2 separate regions of the Homo sapiens genome follow, and region 1 is linked to region 2. A link is a contact called in ENCODE Hi-C or POLR2A ChIA-PET data. All regions are on one chromosome and are shown on one strand. The core of a region is the stretch at or near the end of the contact, and the rest is flanking DNA. Distances in the headings are between cores, read along the strand shown.

Region 1 (5,193 bases), core at 2,090-4,589, 76 kb after region 2:
TAGCCGGCTCTCTGCAAATCGAGTCATGTGTATCCTGCATCCTCATCAACCATTGCCGATTGCAGGGATGTCGGAACTGGGCCAAGATTGGCAAATATGTCACTGATGCATGAGGCTAGGGAAAATCCAGCTCTTATTGGCCTGGCAGTGCTGACCTGGTTTGTCCATAAATGAAGAGCAAATGCAATTTGCAAAACACATAGAACTGATAAGGGATTACAACAAGGCGGGGCTGAAGCTGCTTTTCAAAGAGCAGGCCCTCTTGAAAAGGGGACAAAGCCGATTTCAAGATTGAAATCGGACAGCGTTTCTTAAAGCGTGCTCTATATGCCATCTTTATCATAATCACCTGGAGTTTATTTTAAAAATATGTATCTGGGTCTAACCCCAGGCCAGTTGAATTAGAGTGTCTGGGGGTAGGGCATGGGAAAACTCCGCATTTAACAAGCCCCGAGGTGATTCTTGTGCACATTAAAGTCTAAGATGTCCTTGAAGAAGGAAAGTTTTTCCACTTGGGTATTGGAAAAAACACTGAATTTGGAGTCAGCCCACTTGATCCTTCATACAAACTCTGCTGTTAACTGGCTGGATGACCTCGTAGTGAAGGGGAAAGGAAATGGGATGTGAGATCAGAAGCAGGCACAGGCCTACCTCTCACAGAAGAGCTGTGTAATGACAGTTAATAGCTAAGCTAAGTCTCACCCTCACCAGCAGAAAATGCAGAGCTGGGCTCAGGTGACCTTGAAAGGTGTGGTAGCTCTGACAGTCTATTTCTTTAAATCACCTAACATCAGTTTCTTCATCTGAAAAATGGGAAGCTTATGTTCTGTATTGGCTATGCTTTTTGGGGGATTCAATAAAACAATGTACATACATTTAAAAAATATTTTTAAAGGTGGACACAATATGGAGAAGTAGTATTAATTTATGATAGTTATCTCTACTTAGAGCAAGCTTGTCAAACCAATGCCCCAGGGACTACATGTGGCCCAGGATGGGGGCTTTGAATGCGGCCCAATGAAATTCATAAAGTTTCTTAAAACATTATGAGATTTTTTTTTTTTTTTTTGCTATTTTCCTTTTTTACCTTATCAGCTATTGTTAATGTTAGTGTATTTTATGTGTGGCCCAGGGAAGCCAAAAGATTGAACACCCCTGACTTAGAGTATTATTTGTCATAAGACTTCCCACACTGATAAAGTCTCCTTAAAAGCATAGTATTTTTTTTTTCCAGCAACACTGAAATCAAGGTGCATTTTACTGTTTCTGGCATCTTCCAATTGCAATAGGCAACAATATTTCTTCCTTATTGCCACACAAAATAATGGTGCATCTTACAATTGATGGCATCTTAGATTCTGTTAAATACAATGTGTTTTTTACAGATTTGGGGGTATGTGTTAGCGATACACAGGTTCATATGGAATTATGTTGTTCTCATAGCTTTCATACATTAATTTTTCCAGTCACTCTACCTGCTAAGTATCAGGACTTTTCATTGTATTCTGTTTTTTTTTCTTCTTCTTCTTCTTCTTTTTTATTATACTTTAAGTCCTAGGGTGCATGTTTTTGTTTTTGTTTTTTTTACAAAGCACAATACCAAGTACAAAGGGATTTTGTATTTGTTTTCTATAGCTCACATAGTGTGAAATGGGCCACGTTAACCTCTACTGATCCTCTGTTTAACACTACCACCAGCCTTGGAGAGGATAAGAGACTCACTTTGTAATACTCCAGGTTTTCTTTCCAAATATTCAGAAACAGCCCTTATTAATGGCTATACCTTAACTTGGCTTTCAAGTCTATCAATAATTTGGCCACTGTCTTCTTATACCTACCCAACACTAGCAAAATTTGATTATTTGATGACAAACTTTATATTCTCCTAACTTCACTACTTTGTGCTTTTTTGTGCCATATCCTTGCTCTGAAATGTCCCCTTTATCACCAATATCTGCCTAACAGATTCCTACCTATAAAAATATTTCAACTATTCAAGAGGCTGAGGCAGGAGGATCACTGGAGGCCATAAGTTCAAGTCCTGCCCAAAGAACATAAAAAGACCTTCTCTCTTTAAGAAAAAAACAATCATGGATACATGCAAATATTTAGCTTCAAGAATGTTGACTTTGCTGCTGTATATAAAAGCAAAAGCAAATATGCAAACAAAAATGGGACACGACATAAATGTCCAACATTAGGGGATTGATTACATAGGTGCAGTTGTACAATAGAATACTACATGCCCGTTCTTGTGTTGTTTTAAAGAATGTTTAAAGGCATGGAATGATTGTCATGATATACTACTAAGTAAAAGAGAAAAGTAAGTACCATTATAAAAAATCATCTATCGATAAAACATAAATAAAAACAGATGAGAGAAGGATACACACTGTTGGTTAGGATCTAATTTTTTATCATGTCATAGGGTGATATGGTTTGGTTCTGTGTCCCCACCCAAATCTCACCTTGAATTGTAGTAATCCCAACGTTGTCAAGCACAGGACCAGGTAGAGATAACTGAATCATGGGGGCAGTTTCCCCTATGCTGTTCACATGATAGTAAGTGAGTTCTCACGAGATCTGATAGTTTTATAAGGGACTTCCCTCACTTCACTCTGCACTTCTCTCTCCTGCTGCCATGTGAAGAAGGACATGTTTGCTTCCCCTTCTCCCATGATTGTAAGTTTCCTGAGGCTTCCCCAGCCATGGGTAACTGTGAGTCAATTAAATCACTTTCCTTTATAAATTACCCAGTCTCAGGCAGTTCTTTATAGCCGTGTGAGAACAGACTAATATATAAGGAGTTTATTATAAGGCCACGCAGAAGAAAGGAAAAACAGGGAAGTTCTTGGAACCAACATGGAGATCTCACAGAGAACACAACATCCTACACACAATTCAAAATTGCAATATTGTTACAGTCACATAATGCAACTTCTCTCAGCTTCTGCTTTCCTCTCAGCTTTTTTTTTTAATTTCCCAGTATGTGTCTCAAATTCCACATATGAGTAAGAGGGTCTGATTCACTCACTTAGTCATCACCTCATACAGAGCCCCTGCACTGGACAAACCTCTCAGGCCAGGCTACTTCATGGCCAGTGGGCTACTCAGCCCATACACTGGTGCTTTTGGCCTTGATCCAATCAGTTGTGTGCAGGGTGGCATGATTGCATGACAGAACATGGAATTGTAGAGGTCAGGAAGTGCTGAGGCTGCTTCTCTGAAATGGGGCTGAAAGCAGGGCAGGCACTCCAAGACTCATACACATTCTTTTCCAGTACATTCATCAAAATAATATTTGTGGTTATGACAGAAGGATGGGGGAAAAATAAATTCATTACAGTTGGATTTGGCTCCATGAGATGGAAAACCCCAAATTACAATGGTTTCAACACAGGAGGGTTTATTCTCTCAAGTAGAAGAAGTCTGGGATGGCAAGTCACAAAGTCATTAGAAATTCAAGTGCATTCTAACTTCCTGCTCTTCATCATAGCACATAGTATGGAAGTCATTATTTATGTTCACTAATACTCTTTTTCTTCCCTCGTTTTGGGAACATGATAGGACTTCACTTCCTTCCCCTTTGAATGTTGGTGTGTCATGTGACTTGCTTTGGAAAAGTGAACTATAAAGGGAAGTAACATGAATCACTTCTAAGCAGAAGCTTTAAGAGTCAGTGCACAATCCATTATACATCCTTCCACCTACTATTGTGATTTTGAAAGCACATGTTGAGAGAAAGCTGCCATCAGCCTGGGTGATGGAGTGACTCTAGTTAGCACAGGTTCTTTGTTGAAGTCTATTGGATATTTAGGTGAGGTAGAAATAGAATATCATTGAGGTTAGGGGACTGTTTGTTATTATAGCATAACCTGGTCCATTCTGACTAAATACATATAGGCATCATCAAAATCACTTCCTGGTCCACTATGGCTGCTAGAGATTTAGCCATCACCTTCATGTCCCATCAAGAAGGAAAACTAGAGAAGGGCAAAAGGGCCAAACTTCCTAGTGAAGTCATCTCCCTTACGGAGTCTTCCTGGAAGTCCCACACAATGTTTTAACTTAAATTGCTCAGAATTTAGTTACACAGCCAATGTATTGATAACTGGCTGCAAAGGGTTCTGGGTAATGTAGTCTTTTAGCAGCACATTGTTGCACTGAATGTAATTAAGGCTGAGTTTCTAAGAAGGAGAAAAAAGATATTAGATAATCAACCAACACCATCTGCCGTAAAATATGACCCTCACTTTCTTCTTTTATTTATATTTTCTTAATTTCTTAAATAAAAACTTTTATAATTTCATATAAGAAAAAAGTTATTGGGACCTTCTTATTTATTCATCGGGACAGCTCAAAGTCTCTCTTAATCACCCCCATAGAAGCCCAGTCTTTCCCCTCTAAGTTCTCCCTAAATCTCATATGCCCCACCCTTCATTTTCTGATCACATTTGCCATCATGTCATAGTTTCATACCTACCCTACAACAGATCCCCTGAGGGCAGGGCTCAGCTCTTATTTCCTTCAGTCTTCTAAGATTCATTTCATGTATGGTAGATGTTCTATATTGGAAGGAGGAAGGACAAAAGGCTATTTCTCAACTGCTATTTATTTTTATTTTCAAATCCCAAATTGGAAGCAGAATTAGCTAATACTTTCACCAGAGTAAGTATATTAAGGAAGTGCCTAAGTGCAAAGCACCACGTTCCTATCCTGGTCAGAGTTCAGACAGTAAACCAGCTTCACAGACATTTAAGAGGGGCAACAATGTGACTTCCATGGAAACATGGACAGGTCAAATCTAGGTATGTTTGAACTTAAGAGACATATGGACAGATTGTTCTGGCAGCTGACTGTCATGAAGACTAGCACAGGAATGTCATCCAGAAGATGCCAGAGCTTCCCTCCACACTGCCCATGCCTGCTGGCCACCTTACATGTGACACCTTTTTAGAATAAAGTGCATGATAGCATTTAGTAACTAAAGTCCCTGAAATTGCATCCAAGTAAATTTCATAGAAAATTTCAATCTACAGCAGAGTATTGTGGGAAGAACTTGATGTACTGGCATTACCCTCTAGGCAAAAGTGTTTCAAATAAGTAAGAGGAGACTGAAAAAAGTCCCACATAATTGGGGCAGGAAAGAGGATCCTTATTCTAGAATGGCAGTCCAAAATAACAAATCGAAGA
Region 2 (5,740 bases), core at 3-2,502:
TCAATGTAAGCCAGGCTGCAGGAAGAGTTTTTCTGATTTGCAATCTCAATACTACTCCATGTCCCCCGGGTCTTGTAGAAGAACAGCAGCCCAGCTGCAGGCTCATGCATGCCCCAGGCCTGTCAATGGGTTTCCTCGGCTCTGAATCCTGCTTTGAGCTCCAAAAGTGGAGCTAAGGATGTGGAAGCCACGCTCTTGAATTGTTCAGGCCATGTCAGTGAAGACCAAGAAATGAAAGAGAAGATGGGACCTGAGAATGCCAATTCCACTAACAGCTTCTCGGTGGCAGTGGAGGTGATTAGGAAATGGGTAGGTACCCATTAGTACAGTTCACACAGGAAACAGGACTGAACAAAAGAGTCCAGTAGAGGGTTTTATATGGTTGAAGCCATTTTTTCATAGAGTTTATTGATCACCTTCAGCCTTTGCAGATTTAATTCCCATGTCCATAGACCTTCATTAATTTTCTGTTTGGGGGCATTAGGGTAACAAGCACATGTCTTTCCATGTAGCCATTCACACTTAACTCGAAAGAAAGGGGGATTCTGAGAAACAACCCATTTGGGTAATGGGTTGCAGTCTCTAGCCTCTATTTATCCGTTTCATTCTTTATTAAAATGACAAGTTGTGGGTAGAAAATCAAGTTATCTGAGGTCTTTGGGGAAAGTAGACAACTTGGGTCATAAGGAAAGACATACAAGAAAAGTAAAGCCAGCAAATAGTAGTTCTCTGGACCACATGGAGAAAAAGCACAAAATGGGAAAGAGAGAGAGAGAAAGTTTGGACCCTGCACAATGTCCAAACTTTGGTCACTGCCAAAGTTTGCAAAATATCATTTCATTTAGAAAAGCTATGATTTAATAGCAAAGGAGGACATTTTGTTGGAACGCCTAGTGTAACAAACACTTTTCTCTCCACTTAACAGCACTCTCCTGGCTTCATCTCATGGAGAAAATAATAATTTGGATGTTTTGAATTATAACAGTAATACTAAAGGCACTCTGGGCCCACCCAAATTCCCAGTGTTGAACGTGGTGTTAGGGCTCAGTAAGAATGTAGGAATATTACAGCAAGCAACTGTTGGTTTTAGGACATGGTTCAGGGTTCAGTGCAGTCAGAGGGAGTAAACAGAGCTTTCTGTAGAGCTGCAACCCTGGCTGTGTACCTTTTGCCAGGTCAAGGCCAATACAGGGCTCTGTCAGCTGAGAAGAGTCCCAGGGCTTTGGACCATGAACAAGTTCCAGAGAGAAGAACGTGAGCCTGAGCATCTGGAGGTCTTGGATCTGCTCCTAGCTCTGCCACTAATGAGCCCCGTGACCTTGGGTAAAGTTTCTGTCCTCTCTGGGCCTCCCTCCTCCATCAGTACAGTCTTTGACATTTAGAGCTGCAGAAACCCTGACAAATCATCTGGGGCTATATTTCCCAAAATGTGTTCATTCCCATTCTGCCTGGCTTGTCCACGTTCTTAATTTTAAAAGAAACCAGTATCAGTTACAAAATTTAGAGGGCAACTATTAACTATAAAAATGAATTTATTCAAAACAAAACCATATTGTTACATTCTAAACAGATAAATGTTGCTTGCCTAGGAAGACAATAGCAACAAAAACAAAAATAATAATAGGAAATACTTACTGAGACTTTAATATGTGCCAGATACTGTTCTGAAAGCTTTATAGATAATATTTCATTTAATTGACACCAGTCTATCAACTAGTCTCTATTGTTGTCCCCATTTTGCAGATGAGAGAACTGAGGAACAGGAAAATAAACTTGAGATATTCCCCCTCTTTGTTAAAAAGGCTATTCATGTGCATAGTGGCATGAACCTAAGACTTTTTTCTTTGTTGCAATTAGAAGGATTAAAAGAGAATTTTTAAAAGAATGACTTTTTCATTTTAAGATTCAGTCTTATTTGACGCCACAAGTTTGCGCAGTCACCTAAAATCACCCTGGATAGGTAATGGCTATCTAGAATGATGGTAGAGGATGATCCGGTCATGGAGTAATTTGAGAGGTGGAAGGTGTACTACCATAGGCTTTGTGGTGTTGAGCCCATTACTTCCTTTGCTAGTGTTGTCCCTTTTTTCTTTTGTCTGTGTGAATAATTCCTACTAGTATTTCAAGCTTCACCTCATCATGAACCATTTCCGACCTCCTGTCCATCTCCGGGGCCACATGTCTCCCCCTTGCTGGTGCACCCCACTGTATCCTATACACATTGCAATTGTAAACGTTACATTATATATAAGGACCTCTAACTTTGAGTCCAACTTTGACATAGAAAGCAAAGCCTATTCTAAGTAAGTCCACTAATCTATACAAATTCCAAACCTAATATGAAATAAGTGACCAGAAAAAAATAATTGTGCAAGTATTTACAACATAAAACACTGAACACAAATGCTATACTCTAAAAGTTGTTTCTGGGAATTGTTTCATCATGGATTAGACTGAATGAGGCTTCTTAAAACAAGAATCCAATGAGCTTGGGTAGGATTTTTTTTTTTTTTTTTTTTTTTTGAGATGGGAGTCTTGCTCTGTCACCCAGCCTGGAGTGCAGTGGCGCAATCTTGGCTCACTGCAAGCTCCACCTCAGCCTCCTGAGTAGCTGGGACTACAGGTGCCCGCCACCACGCCCGGCTAATTTTTTTGTATTTTTTAGTGGAGATGGGGTTTCACCCTGTTAGCCAGGATGGTCTCGATCTCCTGACCTCATGATTTGCCTGCCTTGGCCTCCCAAAGTGCTGGGATTACAGGCATGAGCCACTGCGCCCAGCCTTCTTTCTTTTCCAAGTGAATTTCCCTGGAGGAAGTATAGGTGCTTTTCTTTGCTGTCATAACTGACATGGTATTCACACTAGGGTCATCAGTCTTGGAAACTCCCTAAGTTTCAGCATGCATTAATGCCTTTGAAAGTGTCAGGGACAAACAGCTTCTTGGTGGCATGGCCCTACACTTAGACTTCTTTGGCTAATGCTTCTGCTTCCATTTCCTCCTCTTTCTCCACATCTTCAATGTTCTCTTGCTCTCCCATTTGTACCAGAGTCTGCTGAATTGCAGGTAATCCCTGACCACTGTTGAATTGCAGGTGATCCCTGACTGTCAAAAGGATATGTCTTCCATAGCCATTGGACCACTCAAAACACAAGCTTTGGTTGACCCTGACGGGTATATGATACTTAAGGTAAAAAGAACCATGAAGGCAGAGCTCACAAATTAAGTCATTGTCAAGTCCAGGATCACTTGTCATTTGTTTCATATCTGTCTTCCTGACTTGATAAGAAGTTGTTTGAAAGCAAGGAGTGTGTCACATTATTTTGTGTATCCCAATGTTTTTTGAGCATTATAGACAAACAGATTGACAAAGTTACTAAAGTAATTGATTAGTAGCTCCATTAATGTAGTTTGACATTTTACCAAGTACTAACATCCATAATTGTTTAACCTCTACCTAAATATTTAGAGAGAGAAAGAGAAAGAAACAGAAGGCTACTTAATGAGGTTTTCCAATCCATTTTGGATCAGTCTAGTCTTTAGAAAGTTTTTCTTTATATTAAATTAAAAGTCTCCCTGTGACTTCTAACAACCATTTCTACTTCCATCCTATAAAGGGGCACGGCAAGAGTCGATTCCTCTTCAACAGAAAAGCTTTTGTTGTTAGAAGATAATGTTCATTTTCAGCCCTTTTTTCCTTTTAAACAGCACATCACCCATTCCCTCTTCAAATCTTATGGTTCCCAGATCTCTTGCCATCCTGGTGGAAGTCAAAATAATCCAGGCTCTAGACACAATCTACAGCTTTCAAATCCAGGCTCCACACCAATCTCTGAGCCTCGGTGTCCTCATCTGTACAATATGTATTATTATAATAATAATTCCTCACATGTCTAGTGTGGGGACTAAATCAGAGGATACACATAACCTGCAGGATACAGTGATAAGCACGTAATATGCTCTCAAAAACGTTGGATATTAATACCCCAGGTGGCAAGTAATCAGAAGAGCCAGCCCCTGGGAAACCCACAGCTCCCTCAGAACAGAATCATTTCTACTAATAAAACCTCACTGGGTTCAGTTTTAGAGCAGCCACATCCCCTGATGGCTCATCTTGGGCTTGTGGTAAATCAAAATCTTCAGGTCTTTTCTTATTTTTTTACATAAACTGCTGTCAAGGCTGCTCTTCTACATCTTATACTTCGAAAATCAATTTTCTGAAACTAAAAGCAGAACCATATATCATCCTTATTAGATTTTCTGCAGATAGTTTGGCCTATCATCCTAACATGTCAAGATAAGTTTAAGTCTTGATTCTGTCATCTGACCTATCAGCCACCCCTGCCAACCTTGTGCCATCTCCAGATGTGATAATTACCTCTTTTCTCTTCACCGAGGTCACTGATAAAATTCTAAGCAAGTTCAAGGCCAAGGACAGAGCCCTGTGGCAGTATTAACATTCTTTGGGCAGCATGCCAACACTCTCATTTTATGGATGAGAAGACAAAGATTCAGAAGGGCTAAATGATTTGCCCATCATCATATAATACAGCAGGCTGTTTCCCAAAGTGTGTACCTAGGAACAATAATCCCTTTAGAGATTTTCCATAACAAAGCATATCCATGGCCAAATAAGTTTGGGAAACCATGCATACTGTTTCCTTCTTTGGGGATTTGCCAATGCCAAGTAGCACATTAAAGATTTTGTGAAGTCCTACAGTCGTAATCCATTCAACGTGTTTAGCTCAGTACTTCTCAAACATGTTTGAAAACAGAATTTTATTTTCATGTAAAAACTAACATGCCACAGAACCAGTGTCCCATAGTCAGTTAAGAGCAGACACCTACAAGATGGAACCAGTGCCTCTCACCTGTTCTGAGTCCTAAGATTCCCCAGGTCCAGAAGTTCTATGACTTTCAAATGAAAAATAAGATGAGAAAGAGCTTTGGAAAGGAAGAAATTTCACAAATGGAATTGTAGTAAGATGAAGAAGACAGAGATCAAATGTCTCCAAAAGCAGAGGTAAAAAGAAGACCCCGAGGAGTGGGGTCTTCCCCAAGTGCTGCTGGTAAGACCTCCACTCCCTCCCTCCCACCCCACCCTGCACAGCCTTGCATCATGCTCTGCCTTGAGATGATCAGAACTAGCCTCACTATGTTTTCATCCCCAGTCATATCAATCATCCCAAGAAACCAGGGATTACCAGGGGCCTCAATTGCCAGTTTCTCAAGAAAGCTCCCCTGATTTAAAGTTGCAATTCTCCCATCTGGCATCCCTCTTTTCTTCCCTGCTTATTTTTTTTCTATAGCACTTACCACCATCTGACATCATAAATATTTCATTTGTTTTGTGTTTGTGTTTGTTTTGTTTATTGTCCACATCCCTCTGCTAGAGAATAAGCTCCATGCTGGCAGGGGTGTTTATTTTGTTCACTGCTTTATTCTCAGCACTTAGAATAGTGCATAGCTAATAGATGGTGCTCAATAAATAAGAAAATATGGCTCAGATCAAACCAGGAGGGCCTAGTTGAATCACAGCCTCTCAGAGGGCAAGGATCATGTCTTGGGCTTGCTTTGACTTATTTATGATGTGATACCATCTGCTGAGTGGGTCTTTATTACACTAGAAATGAATATTATTACTCAGATAGATATCAATATACAGAGGGAAGCTATTAGTCTCAGAAACCACATTCTCCCTCCTCGGGTGACCTCATCCACCAGGCCTTGCATGGGCATGACT

The links. Hi-C counts contacts between places; a loop is a spot of excess contacts on that map. ChIA-PET counts read pairs that join two places held with the same protein, here RNA polymerase II (POLR2A). Pooled maps may share reads with other maps.
Region 1: a loop to region 2 is called in a map of MCF 10A, with 6 times the contacts of the local background. The contact joins two enhancer-like sites. A Hi-C loop is called at or near these places in 5 of 168 maps with a recorded cell type or tissue (CD14-positive monocyte, MCF 10A, endothelial cell of umbilical vein and 2 more) and 4 of 50 pooled maps. POLR2A ChIA-PET finds 5 or more read pairs at or near these places in 3 of 52 experiments (AG04450, CD4-positive, alpha-beta T cell and MCF 10A).

Annotation. Positions count from the first base shown.
Region 1 is chr5:158,383,162-158,388,354 of GRCh38, reverse strand. The region is part of intron 1 of LINC02227 (long intergenic non-protein coding RNA 2227); the gene reads left to right. Among named protein-coding and RNA genes, the nearest start is that of LINC02227, 24 kb to the left of the region's middle. Within about 2 kb of position 3,339, at least 5 of the 41 ENCODE cell types and tissues checked have a DNase peak (open chromatin) inside an H3K27ac peak, as active enhancers do.
Region 2 is chr5:158,456,888-158,462,627 of GRCh38, reverse strand. No RefSeq gene overlaps it. Among named protein-coding and RNA genes, the nearest start is that of LINC02227, 50 kb to the right of the region's middle. Within about 2 kb of position 1,252, at least 9 of the 41 ENCODE cell types and tissues checked have a DNase peak (open chromatin) inside an H3K27ac peak, as active enhancers do.